Linked DNA regions of Homo sapiens: region 1 is linked to region 2. The links are chromatin loops, found by intact Hi-C in ENCODE. Cell type or tissue: MCF 10A. All regions are shown on one strand. Each heading gives the region's core, and the rest is flanking DNA. Links, peaks and the distances in the headings are about the cores only.

Region 1 (8,354 bases), core at 296-8,295, 260 kb before region 2:
ATTTTGGGCAAATACTAATAAGGCCCAGGGTAGAGCTGTGACACCCTTTCCATTTTGAAAATATGCTAGCCTGAGGGAGGAGAAAATAAAACATCTCGACAAGTTGTTTGAGACCCAGCCAGGATGAAGCTTTCCTAGGTAGGGAGGCCTGAGGAGGGAAGGGGGAAAAACCCACAACTGCAGTCCGGCCCGCCGGCCGGCTTGCCCACGCGGGTCAAGGGCTATGCCATCTGCCCAAGCTGCCTCTGGGGAAGTGGAACCGTGCCGCCCCCATCTTCAAAAACGGTGGCCAATGAGTGATGCCTGGCGACCACCAATGCAAATGTCAGCCTGGCCAGAATGTGATCGCCGGTGAGGGGTAGGGGAAGGGGAGAGAAGACGGAGACATGCAAGAGTGGTTCTGGAACGTTTCCAAGCAGGATGCTGGGAGGCGGGGGGGTTGGGGGAAACCCACCTAACTAACACTAAATTAAGGTAAAGGGGCATGGGGGGCCGGGGGGAGACTTAAAGTGACTCCACATAAAGCCAAAGTGGAAGAGCCTATGCGCATTAAAGAAACCAACACACGAAGAAAAATAAAGTGCTGGTAAAAGAACAATAGGGGCCCCGCCAAGGCTGAGGTTCCCTAAGCAACGAGGGAGAGAGGGAGGGGCCTCCAGGAGGGAGGGAGAGAAACCAGTTGCCCCAGGCTTTGTAAAGTCGGCCAGACCTCCCTTCGTGCCACTTCGACTTTCAATAACAGTGGCCGCTAGGTGACGCCCGAAGACAACCGATGCTTGCAAGTGTGTGCACGGAAAAGAAGCGAACAAAGGATCTCTCTGAGTCCCGGTGGAGGTTGGGGAGGGGGGCGGCAGAGGCACACCCACTCCCTGACCTCTTGCCCATCCCTCTCAGTCCAGGTCGTTTCTGGGCCCAGGGAGTCCTCCCAGCCGATGCCCACGACTAGTCGACCAGAGCCTTCAGGGTACACAGCCTACCTTTCTGCTCATGGGATCGTCTGGAACTTCCTTCCCCCCAGAGAGAAAAGAGGACCACCAGAGCATGGGAGTGCGGACAGAGACTAGGTCCCGAGGTGGGACCTATCTAAGGCAGAAGACCAGTCCATAGCGTTTCAGAGTATACTCCAGACCCACGACCTCAGAGTGGCAATACCTGTCACAAAGGGAGGAATTCCATGAAATCCACGCTCCCGGACACAGCGTGGATTTCACAGAGAGGACAGCTGGCACCACACTCCCTCCTGTTCTGGGGCCAGTTTTCGCTGACGTAGTACCCGTTTCTCAGTCGTGTTCCCCAAAGTCCACCCTGTGGTGAATCAGTCAGGAATCTAGTTCGGTGAATCCCGAAACATCCACATCCGACCTCTAAGATCGGAGTCCGCACACTACACATCGCTCCACGCAGTGTCTCGCCACAATAACATCACTGCCGTCCTAGCCTGGTAGCGACACAGTGGCATTTATTAGAAATCACTCTACGGAGTTTCGCTCTTGTTGCCCAGGCTGGAGTGTAGTGGCACTATCTCGGCTCACTGAAACCTCTGTCCCTCAGGTTCAAGCGAATTTTCTGCCTCAGTCTCCCAAGTACCTGCAATTACAAGCATGTGCCACCACGAACGGTTAATTTTGTATTTTTAGTAGAGACAGGGTTACTCCATGTGAGTCTGACTGGTCTTAAACTCCTGATCTCAGGTGATCCACCCACCTCGGCCTCCCAAAGTACTGGGATTACAGGCATCAGCCACTGCACCCCACCATGTGTATAGAATTTTATGCCACAATAATGAGCTTTCTTCCTTGGCACCTTCACAATTGGTTTCACTAGGTAAAATTTTCTTTAACGGTTTATTTTTAAGTGGAGGAGTTTGTCAGGGAAATACGAGAAGTATAGACGCCACAAGTGACGGGGGAAAAGTCTGAAAATGCCCCTTTCATCCAAATTGAGACCTGGCCTCGACCTCCCCAAATCATACACCGAGTGGGGAAGCCCAGCAAGGCCCGTCTGTCTAGATTCCTCTCGTCCTCTTTAAGTACGGTGCTCCTTCCTTTCATGGAAGGGGCAGGGCCCTCCCCGGAACGGGGGTCTCAGGACCTACGGTCAAACCAGACACACCCTATGGAACCCAAGCATATACACAGACAATTTCCCTGTCATCTCAGGGCCTTCGTTCTGCAGACTCCCGTGAAGACAGGTCCCAGAAACATGTCTGCCTATTCTTTTATTCATCTGCCTCTGACGAGTTGAGGTTTCAGGTGAAACTTCAGAGGGCCAAAGGCAAAGTGCTCCCTCTGCCCCCACGTGACCTTTTTGTGAGCAGGGAAAATGACGGTCTCCCCAGGCCAAGGTCACCAGATACCCCGATCCGTTTTTCCCCTCCCAGTGGGATTCTGTACATCCGTCTTGGGGCGACACACAGTCTGCTAGCCACCGACAACAGGCGTGGCGATCACACTGTCTAAAAGCGAAGAAGATAGAAAACAAAACTAACTTACTTAACTGAGTAACTAACGGGGAGAGGGGACTCAGGAAGTCGACCTATAGCAAAAATTACACATCATTCAGAGCATAAGGGCCGCAGTGAAAGGCGGCAGAACACGCGCTTTTAAAGGCTAAAATCTGGGCGGCTCACGCCTGTCATGCCAGCAATTTGGGAGGCCCAGGAGAGTGGATCACTTCAAGTCAGGAGTTCGAGACCACCCTGGCCAACATGGCAAAACCCCGTCTCTACGAAAAATACAACAATTAGCCGGGAGTGGCTGTGTGCGTCTGTAATCCCAGCTACTGAAGGCTGAAGCAGGAGAATCGCTGGAATCCGGAAGGCAGAGGTTGCAGTGAGCCGAGACAGCGCCACTGCACCCCAGCCTGGGCAGCAGAGCAAGACACTCAGTCTCCCAAAAAAAAAAAAAAAAAAAGACTGAAATACTCCCCCGCCTTCCTTCCCTTTTCCCCTTCAGAAACTACAGTGGTTTGCAGTTTCTGATCCCTTAAGAGGCAGAAAATATTCCATGGGGCTAACTGTGGCTTTCTTCCATTGCCGCTGAAAGTCCCCCACAAGGCCGGATAAACCCTGACTCAGGTCGAGGAGGTGGTGTTTGGTTTTATTTCTCTCTCTCTCTCTCTCAACTTTTATTTCTTGTTCAAGCATACATGTGCAAGATTGTTATATAGGTAACTTCTGACTGGGGGTTCAGTGTGCGGATTATTTCATCAACCGGGTACTCAGCGCAATACCTGACAGTTTTTATCTGAAACTGTCTCTCCTCCCACTCCTCCTCCCTCAAGTAGAGCCCCGTGTCTGTCGTCCCCCTTTCTCCCCAAGTGTTCTCATTATTTAGTTCCCACTTATAGATGAGAACACGAGGTATTAATTATTTTTGGTTTCATCTTCGGTGATGGTGATAAAAGAGGCATGACCCTAAATCGAGCCTTAGGACACTCCCCTCCGTCCTCACCCCACACCCCCTCCCCACACACACCCTCACCCCTGTACCCCCTACTCAAGCTCAACAAAGGAAGAAAGAAAGTAAAGTAAAAGGTCAGCTTCCAAAGCGGTGGAGGCGGGGAATCTCAAAGGGTGAGCAAGCGGTGGGGGGCGGGGTATGTCCTGGCCAAACTAGCAAAGGTGGGGGACTGACTTTCTAGCCCCACCCCACCCCCCAGTCGCCAACCGCAGCCAGGCTTCTGGTGGGGTGGTGCCTGCAAAAGCTTCTGAATGGAGAGAGGCCTGAGGCTATGGAAGTCACCAGCTCTGACTCCAGGAAGGGAACAAAGCTTTGTGCATTTTAGTGGGGCTTTGGAACGCGGTGCTGTGCCTTCCAAAGTGATGCGCCTCGCCTGGCACAGAGCAAGACTCGTTCTAAAAAAAAAAAAAAAAAAGGAAAAAAAAATAGTAGACTAGTTGTGGTTGTGAATCATTCCCCTGAGGCCAGGCGAAGTGGCTCACGCTCATCATTCCAGCACCTTGAGACGCTGAATCAGGAGGATTGCAACGAAGTGATGAGACTCTAAAAAATTTAAAAGTGATCTGGGCACAGAGGCGCGTGCCTGTGGTCCAGGTACTACTATGGAGGCTGAGGAGGAAAGATCGCTTGAGCTAAGATGTGTCCAGGCTGCAATGAGTGAGCTATGATGACACCACTGCACTCCAGCCAGGGTGACAGAGTGAGACGCTGTCTCTAAATCAATTAATCAAATCACTGAAAGGAGCTCTCTATTTCTTACTTTCAATGGATGTCTCTTTAGGCCAGATGGGCATGGTGGCTCACCCCAGTAATCCCAGCACTTTGGGAATCCAAGGCGGGAGGATTGAAAAAAGAAAGAAAGAAAAAGAAAAAGGTGGGGGGAGGCGTATCTCCTTGACTGGTGACTAAAAGTACACAAACCCAAAAGGAAGGAACGTGTGTAGGATTTGGTAAACGGATCCTGTTTTCTTAAATTACTGTACAGTGTTGTCATCTTAAAGATGAGTGAGGCCGGGGGCGGTGGCTCACGCCTGTAATCCGAGAAGTTTGGGAGGCTGAAGCTGGTGGATCATGAGGCCAGGAGTTCAAGACCAGCCTGACCAAGATGGTGAAACCACGTCTCTACTAAAAATACAAAAATTAGCCAGGCGCGGTGGCAGGAGCCTGTAATCCCTGCTACTGGAGAGGCTGAGGCAGGAGAATCACTTGAACCCAGGAGGCAGAGATTGCAGTGTGCCAAGATTACGGGACACTGCACTCTAGCCTGGGGGACAGAGCAAGACTCCGTCTCCAAAAAAATGAATTAAAAACAAACAAACAAAAAAAAAAGACTAGTGGGCCAGCCTAGCCAACATGGCTAAACCCTGCTTGTCTCTACTAAAAATGCAAATATCAGCCAGGCCTGGTGGCACACGCTGGGGAAGACCACTCAGGGAAGCCGAGGCATGAGAATCACTTGAGCCTGGGAGGCGGAGGTAGCAGCCATCCTAATTCGAGCCACCGCACTCCAGCCTGGGTGAAAGAGTGAGAACCTGTCTCAAAAAAAGAAAGATGAGGCCGGGCACAGTGGCTCACACCTGTAATCCCAGCACTTTCGTAGGCCAAGGCAGGTGGATCACAAGCTCAGGAGTTCAAGACTAGCCTGACTAATATGGTGAAACCCCGTCTCTACCAAACATACAAAAATTAGCTAGGCTTGGTGGTGTACTCCTGTAGTCCCAGCCGCTTGGGTGGCTGAGGCAGGGGAATCGCTTTAACCCGGGAGGTGGAGGTTGCAGTGAACCGAGCTTGCACCACTGCACTCCAGCCTGGGTGACAGAGGGAGACTCCGTCTCAAAAAAAAAAAAAAAAAAAAAAAAGAAAGAAAGAAAGAAAGAAGAAAGAAAGAAAGAAAGATGGAAAGATGGAAAATATGGAAAATATAGATCTTAGAGTTGACAAATGGATAGATTCAGTATGAGATGCACATGGGATGGTTACCAAGCTTGAATTACAGTTTTCTTTTTTTTTTTTTTTTTAGCTCTGTCACCAGGCTGGACTGCTGTAGCATGATCTCAGCTCACTGCAGTCTTCGAATCCCTGGTCCAAGCCATTCTGCTACCTCAGCCCCCTGAGTAGCTGAAATTACAGGCATGCACCACCACGCCTGGCTAATTTTTGTATTTTTAGTAGAGACAGAGTTTCACCATGTTGGCCAGGATGGTCTTGATCTCCTGACCTAGTGATCCACCTGCCTTTGGTTCTTTCTTTCTTTCTTTCTTTCTTTCTCTTTCTTTCTTTCTTTCTTTCTTTCTTTCTTTCTTTCTTTCTTTCTTTCTTTCTTTCTTTTTCTTTCTTTTTCTTTCTTTTCTTTCTTTCTCACAGGATTTCCCAGGTTAAGGTGGGTCACTGCTGACTGCAGCCTCAATCTTTCAGGCCTCAAGTGATCTTCTCCTTATCTCAGCCTCCCAAGTAGCTGGGACTAGCGGCATGCACCACTATGCCAAGATAATCTTTTTATTATTATTATTATTATTATTATTATTATTATTATTATTATTATTATTATTTTGAGACAGGGTCTCATTCTGTCACCTAGGCTGCAGCACCATGGCGCAATCTCGGCTCACTGCAACCTCCACTTCACTGGTTCAAGTGACTCACTGCACCCAGCCTCCTGAGTTTTTGCCATGTTGGCCATGGCTGGTCTCGAACTCCTGGCCTTAAGTTGATCCACCCGCCTTGGCCTCCTAATGTGCTGGGATTACAGGCATGAGCCACTGCACCTAACTTAATTTTATTCACTCTATCTCATACATACTCAAAGAGTTTTTTTGGAAGTCGATGCTAGCATAATCCCCATTGTGCATATTTCAGGGCTGGGGAGACCTGAAACACACAATGACTTTTATATGATCACAGAAATGAGAAGAAAAAGAATATTCTAACCCAGCTCTGTTCCCTCAAGCCTGGGGCCCTGGCTACATTTAGATGTTTTCAGGAGGTAAGGGGCTTGTGTTTGTATAATTGTTTACAGGTGAAGAGTTGACATGGGAGAGGAGGGTGAGTAATCAGCAGCTGTGCCGGGCCTTTGCATACATTTATGGAAGAAAAGGACTCAGGGGATGATGGAACCTTGAAGAATTAACACAATTCTCTTGTGACAGAACCTGACAAAATTTAGAACTTTGAAAACCAGACACCCACATTCGAGAGACAGCCCTGTACCTGGCTCATTTCGTGGGAGATGCTTAAGAGAACACTATGTTCTTATTGTATGGTGACATTCCTAAGGTTTTGCCTTAGAAAGGTCCAAGTGAGAGCCTTTTCTAATAATATAGACATTGGCTCAGCTGGCATCATTGACGCCTCTGTCCATTTAGCAAGAGGCACCCACAGGTAACACAGTGTAGCCCAGGGCAGGTCTGACCATGCCAGGTCTCTCTTGTCACCTAATCTGGGAATTCTCACCTGGCCCACCATAATCATTTGTTGCATGGGGAGCAGGAAAGGAGGAGGATCTTCCTGACATGGGCAGGTTGCCAGGCGCTGGAACCGTGGTGGGTCTGTCATGTTCACACCCAGATAATGGCTAGTTGAATAAAAAGTTGAGTGTTGGGGACCAAGTGTATCTACTCAGATGTAAATCCCAAGGCCTTAGGCTGTCCTCTGTTTTCCTCATGGGCTGGGGGTCTATGCAGATGCTCCTCTGTGTCTGATCTGGGGAGCAGAATTTCTAATGGAGATGTCACCTTGTGGTAAAAACAAGAGAGACGATTAACTATTTTTTGGGGTGGGGGCTTGGCTTAGGTGCTGGGCATTCTCTTCACAGAGCTGCATTAAAATCAGTGAGCATTTTTTCATGTGTTTTTTGGCTGCATAAATGTCTTCTTTTGAGAAGTGTCTGTTCATGTCCTTTGCCCACTTTTTGATGGGGTTGTTTGTTTTTTTCTTGTAAATTTGTTGGAGTTCATTGTAGATTCTGGATATTAGCCCTTTGTTAGATGAGTAGGTTGTGAAAATTTTCTCCCATTTTGTAGGTTGCCTGTTCACTCTGAGGGTAGTTTCTTTTGCTGTGCAGAAGCTCTTTAGTTTAATTAGATCCCATTTGTCAATTTTGTCTTCTGTTGCCATTGCTTTTGGTGTTTTAGACATGAAGTCCTTGCCCATGCCTATGTCCTGAATGGTATTGCCTAGGTTTTCTTCTAGGGTTTTTATGGTTTTAGGTCTAACATTTAAGTCTTTAATCCATCTTGAATTGATTTTTGTATAAGGTGTAAGGAAGGGATCCAATTTCAGCTTTCTACATATGGCTAGCCAGTTTTCCCAGCACCATTTATTAAATAGGGAATCCTTTCCCCATTGCTTGTTTTTCTCAGGTTTGTCAAAGATCAGATAGTTGTAGATATGCGGCGTTATTTCTGAGGGCTCTGTTCTGTTCCATTGATCTATATCTCTGTTTTGGTACCAGTACCATGCTCTTTTGGTTACTGCAGCCTTGTAGTATAGTTTGAAGTCAGGTAGCGTGATGCCTCCAGCTTTGTTCTTTTGGCTTAGGATTGACTTGGTGATGCGGGCTCTTTTTTGGTTCCATATGAACTTTAAAGTAGTTTTTTCCAATTCTGTGAAGAAAGTCACTGGTAGCTTGATGGGGATGGCATTGAATCTGTAAATTACCTTGGGTAGAATGGCCATTTTCACGATATTGATTCTTCCTACCCATGAGCGTGGAATGTTCTTCCATTTGTTTGTATCCTCTTTTATTTCCTTGAGCAGTGGTTTGCAGTTCTCCTTGAAGAGGTCCTTCACATCCCTTGTAAGTTGGATTCCTAGGTATTTTATTCTCTTTGAAGCAATTGTGAATGGGAGTTCACTCATGATTTGGCTCTCTGTTTGTCTGTTGTTGGTGTATAA
Region 2 (8,354 bases), core at 203-8,202:
TTATAAAAAAAAAACATTTAGGAAGTTTTGCTTTGGGTTGTATGGTATATCTTTCTAAATGACCAAGTGTATTAGGCCTTTTTCACACTGCTATAAAGAACTGCAGAAGACTGGGTAATTTATAAGGGAAAGAGGTTTAACTGACTCACAGTTCAGCATGGTTGCAGAGGCCTAGGAAACTTACAATCATGGTGGAAGGCGAAGGGGAAGCAAGTCACCTTCTTTACAAGATGGTAGGAAAGAGAATGAATGCAGGAGGAACTATCAAACACTTATAATACCATCAGATGAGAACTCACTCAGTATCATGAGAACATCATAGGGGAAACTGCCCCAAGGATTCAATTATCTCCGTCTGGTCTCTCCGTTGACACGTGGGGATCGTGGAGATTATGGGGATCATAATTCAAGGTGAGATTTTGGGTGGGGACACAGCCAAACCATATCACCAACCATTCTCTTTGTCTGATACTACAGAATTTACCTGGCCTGAGACTTTCAAGGGTAAAACTGGAAAGTCTGCCACAAACCAGAAAGATTTGTTCTATGAAAGTTATCAGAATCAAAATGGGGCCACTTGCATAAAAACCCTGAAAAATGGAGCTAAGGAAGACCAGAAAGGGAGGGTTTATATGCGTGTATGCCTGACAACAGGAACTACGACAAAAGACTGCACAAACCACAACTTTGCACAAAGGCCACCACAATCTCACAAAAAATTACTTCTGTGAGGACATTTGCCCAGCAACTGCCTGTCCAACCTCAAACTGGTGCCACCCTTTCTACCAGTCCTTGTAACCAAGGATAATTGTCTCAAAGCAATTTATGTAACCCTCTTCATTTTTCTTTTAAAATCCCTTGTCTTCTTTTACCTCCCTATGTTCATTGTATTCTCACCAAATAAATATTACTGTTTTTTAGAAGGGTCTCTCCGTGTGTGTGTTACTTAGGTTTAACCAGTCCCCTATACAATGTCTTCAAGACATTTTCAGTAGAGCTAAAATACTTGCTAATGCTTTTGTACTAAAATGTTGTGTGTTTTTTTAATTGATTCATTAATTTTAAAATTTAGATTTTAAATTGATATGTTAAGATTGACCTCAAGGGTAGAGTTGCATTTTAGAGGTTATCATCTGTGATTTTTGGCCCAGGGTGCAGTACTCTGCTGTAGCTAGAACGAATTGTCACCTAGAAAGGAGTAAACCGTCACTCTGATTAGCAAGTGGCCAATGTTTTCATTCAGCAACAAGTGAAAAGGGGTGCAATAAGAGGCAGGGTGTTTCTTGGACTAATACTTCAAAGTTATTACAGTTACAGCCTTTGGGGAAATTCACTGTTCAGATATGGCTGTTTCAAACAGTTAAGTATATGCTATGTTGTCTGAGTTCATCAAATTAGGAATGTCTTAATTGATCAAAGTCAGCTAGGTTATACCAGAGAAATAAAGTCAAAATCTTAATGGCTTATAAACCAAAAAAGATGTATTTCTTGCTAAAACAACCTATCCTTAGAACCCCAACAGAAATTGCCCATTTTTCTGCCGTAACTTATTTATCATAATTCAAGTAGCACAAATAAATAGTTGATGTGCAATTATAATGGGATTGCTCATCCTAATGACTCTTTTTCACAAACATCTATGGAAAATGGCAGTTGGAATTCTGAATGGAAAATATAAGTTGAAATCAATGCTGATCTAGTTTTAAATGATAGGTCTAATAAAATGTAGTCTATTTCATTAAAACCCCAGAGGTAGCTATTTTACTAGGTCTTGATTTAGGAGCAGAGCTTTGGAAAGCATTTCAAGATTATCAAAGATGCTGTAATCTAAGAGTAGAAAAGTGACAACAGCTTCATCGATTTGCAGATAGTAAAAGTAACTCACTAACAAATGAGTGAAGTACTCTATGAAGAACTCTACTGGGCCCATGGAGCTTCTTAGCATTCTTAGGTAATATGTTTTACATCAATCGTTTCCAAATATGAAGATCAGTATTCAGTGATTTGAGATGGCTCTCTAGAATCTAGTTTTTCACAATGATCCCCCAGCAGATTTTGATGTAATTAGTCTGTAAGACGAACATTTTTTTAAAAGATGAAACTTGTATTTCAAATTGGTGTATGGAAACAGAGAATAGTGGAATGTAAATGTAAAGTTATTGGGACTAGTGAAACATTCAATTCAGTATATATTGTAGATTATTTTAACCTATAAGGCTGTGAAGTTATTTTATTACTCTTGGTCTGATGTTCTAATTCCTACACTTGGTTCTGACACTAATTTTTTATGTAATTTTAGGTAAATTATTCATTTTTTAAAAATCAGCTTCTTTTATAAAATGAAGTCAAGTAGATTATTAATAAAGATCCCTAGCCATCCTAAAACCCTATATTTCCTTGAAACTTTCCATTTTATGTAAAGCGATGTGTGCAGCATGTATAGGAGTCAAATGTTTAACATAAACTATTGGTGGCAATTGTTATGAAGAAAAATGGAGAGCATAAATGTCTAGTCTTGTTCTACTCCCTTTAAAAACGGCCCACTATTTCTAGGGTGGGTCAGTAAGCTGCAGAGTATATATAACACGATTTAGCAGGTCAATAGGTCAGGGGCTAATTACTCGTAGATCACATCAACCTCTTGAAGACTGAATCATCTGGAGATGTGTTACAAGTGACTTAAACAGATAAGTACAGCATGGAATCAATAATAAAATGGGAGATGATGGTTAAAGCAAAGCTAAGCATCACATCAGAGTAGAATCCTGACATGATTTTATTCCAGTAATGTAAATATTCCCGTCCCAGCCCTCATTCACCACTACCTCCTCTTATCATTGAGGAAACAGGCAGAGACAGACTGGAAAGGCAGTCAGCTTGATTTAAGAAACTTTCTTAAGTTCAGAAATACTGAATTATTTTTAACCCAGAAAAAGAGCTCAATTGAGAACTCTGAGGTTTGCAACCTTAAATCCCGACTCAATCTGATATATGCCTGCCAAAGGCAACCTGACTGAGGTTACCTGAGAGAAAGTTTTTCTACAAAACATGGCCAACCATGCTCAAGACAAAATTCCAACACATAATTTATCTTCGGCATTCTTCAAATTATTTACCACATCTCCTGCCCCCAACACCTAATCCCAGAATACAGGAATTTGATGATGTCTACACAGCCTATAAAAGTCCACAAATTTAAGTGCCTACTGTGTGAAAGCCATTTGGGGGACTACAAACATAAAGGATGTATAATGCCACCCACTAAGATGTTCACGCTTATGATTTAGTAGGAAAAACAGAAGGCTGCCTTATAAATATTAACAACCTAATTTACAGGCACACCTAAAACATCCCAAATTCTAAAATATATATTTTCTTCCAAATCCTACAGGGTAATATGGCTATGAGAGTGCACTAGGAGTGTCAATTTTACTAAATCCTCTGAGAGCATCCACATTTTGAAAGAGTTCTCTCTTAACCTAAACAAACAAACAAACGAACAAACACTCCTCTCACTGAAGTTCATTCGGCATTGACGGGTCTCTGGTTCTTCAAGTTTTCATCTGAAAGTCTCAGTCTTTGCTATCACAACCAACGCCCCCTTCCTACACTCCAAGGTTGATGGAATGAAATGTCTTGGAATTGAGGGTTTAATTAATTCGGATCACTGGAGAGAAAGAAAAGAAATAACGGGGGAAAAAAATGTGTTAATTTTAGGGCTTGGAATTGGAAACGTGGGGAAACGTCGCCACCTTCTGGTAAGTGATGGAAATGAGCAGGAAAAAAGATCCAAGCTAAGAAGCGGCTTTTTTTTTTTTCCAAAGCAGCAAGCCACGCCCCTCCCGCGCTCGCGAAATCCGAGACCCGCCCTTTCCGGAAGTTTTGACACTGTGCGCCCCGAGTAATGTGATGGAGAGGGTAATCATCCGGTCCGTTATCTAAACCCGTCACTCCAGGAAACAGCGACCCGCTGTTTTCCGGATCCGCGCTCTCCCAGCATCCTTTGCCTTCCGGTATGTGGCCCCGTCTGGCTAGTCCTGTCTAGCGCGCCCATTTCGAGCCCAAGTTTCCAGCTCGGGTTTCCGGGCTCAGAATTTTCCAGGAGTGGGTTCTTGGGCAGTGGCTGTGGGAGCAGGAATGGCGCAGCTAGAGGGTTACTGTTTCTCGGCCGCCTTGAGCTGTACCTTTTTAGTGTCCTGCCTCCTCTTCTCCGCCTTCAGCCGGGCGCTGCGAGAGCCCTACATGGACGAGATCTTCCACCTGCCTCAGGCGCAGCGCTACTGTGAGGGCCATTTCTCCCTTTCCCAGGTGGGGTGCCCAACCTGTCCCCACCCCAGGAGAGGCCTGAAAGGTCCCAGCGTCCCCAGCTCCTTCTCCCATCTTTAGACTTAACTCGTCCCTTTCCACCCCACCCCAGCCTCAGAACATGAAAGAAACTGGGTATAGTCTTTTGTTCCTGTCTCTGAGATCTGTGAAATATTTATTAAATGAATGAATAAACAGCAGATCTGATCCCCAGGGAGGAGTGATCTGGGAGAATACTTAGTGGGGAACTGAGCGCTCCTCTTGGCAGCTGACAATATCGATCCCACTTTGTTTTTCCTTGTCTCAGGATTAAAGGCATTCGGGTGCTCCTTGGAAATATCAGAAAACTTCCCTTTAGCTCACCTGTTAAGCACCTCACTGTGCATTTTAGGGGTGGGATAGGGTGGACTGGAGGGATCTTCGGCTACCAAAAAGTGACAATTTATAATCACAAATTCCTTCCCTGGGTATTTTTAGTGAACTATCTGTTGACTGGATAAACTGGCAACCAGTCAAGTCACATCATTTTTGAATATATATTTGACTGTGCAAGTATGTACATATAAATATCAAAATAAACATCCCCTGCTTTTCTGGTGACACAATATAGGGTACTGGCTAGAAATATAAAGTCTGTTTTAGAGAAAGATCTGATCTTAAATCTTGGTGCTGTGATTTACTAGTTTTGTGATCTTGGAGATGTTCTGAGTTTCAGAAATTCAGGTTACTCATCTGCAAAATGACAATAATCTTTACTATAGGGCATATTGTAATGTTACAATACAGAGGGTTTGGCACAATTTCTGTCTCAGTTTATGTCAGCTGTCATCATGGAGCCTGTGGTCCAAATGTTTTCCTAAACTTAGAGTCCCAAACAATGTTTCCATGCTTTTAAAAACTGGAGCATTTGCAGTTTATTTATCAAAATAAAGGCTTTTAAAGAACATTTCTTGGAAAATAGAAATAGATTTTAAGTTGTTGTTTATTGGTTGCTGCTACCTGAACCATCACTAAGCTGGTCCGGGGGCAAAAAATAAGAAAAACTAATCCTGTTCTGCCAAGGACTTACTTAATCTTGTCATAGACTAACTTCTCAAAATTTCTGATTGTTGCTGGAGATGAGACTTGGGCTTGACATATTTGTGTCTGTCTTGTTCGTATTACCTCTTGCTTTTACTTCATTTTCTTTCATTTTAAAGTGGGATCCCATGATTACTACATTACCTGGCTTGTACCTGGTGTCAGTTGGAGTGGTCAAACCTGCCATTTGGATCTTTGCATGGTCTGAACATGTTGTCTGCTCCATTGGGATGCTCAGATTTGTTAATCTTCTCTTCAGTGTTGGCAACTTCTATTTACTATATTTGCTTTTCCACAAGGTACAACCCAGAAACAAGGTATGTTTCAAAATACTTAATTACAAGTTTATGTGTAGTCAGGTCCACAATTACAATGAATTAGTTTTATGAGATTTGGTGAAAAATGTCTTTAACACTTTGTAACTTTGTATTTTTTGTATATTATGTAAAGGTAAATTTAAATTCTCCATCTCCATTTTAGAATAAATTTGTATTTAAATACTTGAATAACTTATTTGTAAACTCTAAAGTAAATATTTGTTAAGTGAGTCAAACCAGTTCAATAAATACTTACTGAGCTTATTCCATGTGCTGGGGACTGGGACTACAGAGATAAATGAGGCAGTCTTTTTCTTGTAAAACGTATATATTCAGTAGGGAAAACAGACTTTACCTGAGGACTTTTGATGTGGTAATAGTGCAGGCCCCGGAGGTCGATTGCCTGGGTTAGAATTCTCTCCCTGCCACTTAACCAGTTTTGTTACTGTGGGCAGGTTAACCCTTAGTGGCTCCATGTCTTCATCTGTTAAATAAGAATAACAATAGAATCTGCCTTATAGAACTGTTATAAAGGAACAAGGAAACTTAATAAATGGAAGATGCTTCAAATAGTGCCAGATATATAGTAAGGGCTCAGTAAATATTAACTCTAATAATTATTTTTAACCTTAAGAGATTATTTCAGTAGTGTCAATTATGATAGAGTAGTAGACATAAGATGCTATGAGGACACAGAGAAGGAGCAGGGAAACACTTACTGCTTTTCTGGGAGGGAGAGGAGTATGTGGCATTCAGTAAGTCCTCACAGAGAAGATGGTACCAGAGCTGAGTCCTGATGAACGGATAGGGCTGTGTAGGGTGAGGAATTAATCCTGGGGAGACAAACAGCATAAGCAAAGGAAGAAAGGCATTGAACAATGAGGTGCAGGGAATTGGTCTTGGAATTACAGGATTAGAAAGTAGAGGGATGTAAGGCTAGAGAAGTAGGTCATGAATGCCCTCATATGTCACAGAGAGGACTTTGAACTTTAGCATGTAATGGAGAGACCTTAATTTTAATCAAGGAAATGACATGGTCTGATTTAGTGATTTAGATTAAGTGGAGTATACAATTCAAGAACATAAGAACACTTTCAAATTCTGAAATAGCATGTCAGAAAGGCCAAAATAAGATATATAAGTTTAGACTGGCTCACTTTTCAGAAAAATACCGTTATTTCATCATGAAAATATCATCTTGAAAAAGTAAGTCTGGATATGGTAAAATAAATACCATATGCATGTTTACATTCTCCCTTGTGTAGTGTTATGAAGGATTTCCTTAAAGGAAAGTGGTGATTATGGCTAAGTGAATCCTTATTGAAGGCACTAAAACATAAGCTCAGGGAAATGGAGCCAGCATTGTGTCCTATTTATCTCCATAGTCCCCACAGAACTTAGTCGGTATCTTGCACTCAGTAACTCCTTAACTAATCATAGCCTGATTCAAATTGTGTTAAGCTATAGAAGCTTTGGCATACACACGGTCTCCAAACTGATAGGTATAAATAAAAAGTACCAGGAAGTGTTCTTATAAATGTTTATTGTGTTTTTGCAAAGCCAGAGATAAGATTAATATTGATTAATTTTATTTAAATAAGGTTTGAGTAGTTGAGTAGTTTTAAATAAATCTCTTCATTAGGTAAGCAGAAATAGCATTTATCATTAAAATAATTGTATCTGTGTTTTTTCTTCCTCCAAGGCTGCCTCAAGTATCCAGAGAGTCTTGTCAACATTAACACTAGCAGTATTTCCAACACTTTATTTTTTTAACTTCCTTTATTATACAGAAGCAGGATCTATGTTTTTTACTCTTTTTGCATATTTGATGTGTCTTTATGGAAATCATAAAACTTCAGCCTTCCTTGGATTTTGTGGCTTCATGTTTCGGCAAACAAATATCATCTGGGCTGTCTTCTGTGCAGGGAATGTCATTGCACAAAAGTTAACTGAGGCTTGGAAAACTGAGCTACAAAAGAAGGAAGACAGACTTCCACCTATTAAAGGACCATTTGCAGAATTCAGAAAAATTCTTCAGTTTCTTTTGGCTTATTCCATGTCCTTTAAAAACTTGAGTATGCTTTTCTGTTTGACTTGGCCCTACATCCTTCTGGGATTTCTGTTTTGTGCTTTTGTAGTAGTTAATGGTGGAATTGTTATTGGCGATCGGAGTAGTCATGAAGCCTGTCTTCATTTTCCTCAACTATTCTACTTTTTTTCATTTACTCTCTTTTTTTCTTTTCCTCATCTCCTGTCTCCTAGCAAAATTAAGACTTTTCTTTCCTTAGTTTGGAAACATGGAATTCTGTTTTTGGTGGTTACCTTAGTCTCTGTGTTTTTAGTTTGGAAATTCACTTATGCTCATAAATACTTGCTAGCAGACAATAGACATTATACTTTCTATGTGTGGAAAAGAGTTTTTCAAAGATATGCAATTCTGAAATATTTGTTAGTTCCAGCCTATATATTTGCTGGTTGGAGTATAGCTGACTCATTGAAATCAAAGCCAATTTTTTGGAATTTAATGTTTTTCATATGCTTGTTCATTGTTATAGTTCCTCAGAAACTGCTGGAATTTCGTTACTTCATTTTACCTTATGTCATTTATAGGCTTAACATAACTCTGCCTCCCACATCCAGACTTGTTTGTGA

The links. A loop is a pair of places that touch in the nucleus more often than their neighbours do. Peaks named below come from ENCODE experiments on the same cell type or tissue, not always from the same donor. Only the 100,000 strongest peaks of a DNase experiment are listed, where the experiment ranks them.
Region 1: a loop joins it to region 2, with 13 times the contacts of the local background. A loop is called at or near these places in 10 of 110 quality-filtered maps.

Annotation. Positions count from the first base shown.
Region 1 is chr12:38,053,078-38,061,431 of GRCh38, forward strand. No RefSeq gene overlaps it. Among named protein-coding and RNA genes, the nearest start is that of ALG10B, 260 kb to the right of the region's middle. In MCF 10A, for the core only: a CTCF peak has its summit at 763 (motif pointing right); DNase peaks (open chromatin) are centred at 734 and 3,954.
Region 2 is chr12:38,312,757-38,321,110 of GRCh38, forward strand. It overlaps ALG10B (ALG10 alpha-1,2-glucosyltransferase B), which reads left to right and starts at 4,018. Exons shown (of 3, transcript NM_001013620.4): 1 at 4,018-4,308; 2 at 5,505-5,702; 3 at 7,405-8,354. The coding sequence starts at 4,138. RefSeq lists an enhancer at 3,089-4,288. In MCF 10A, for the core only: a CTCF peak has its summit at 3,750 (motif pointing left); a DNase peak (open chromatin) is centred at 3,915.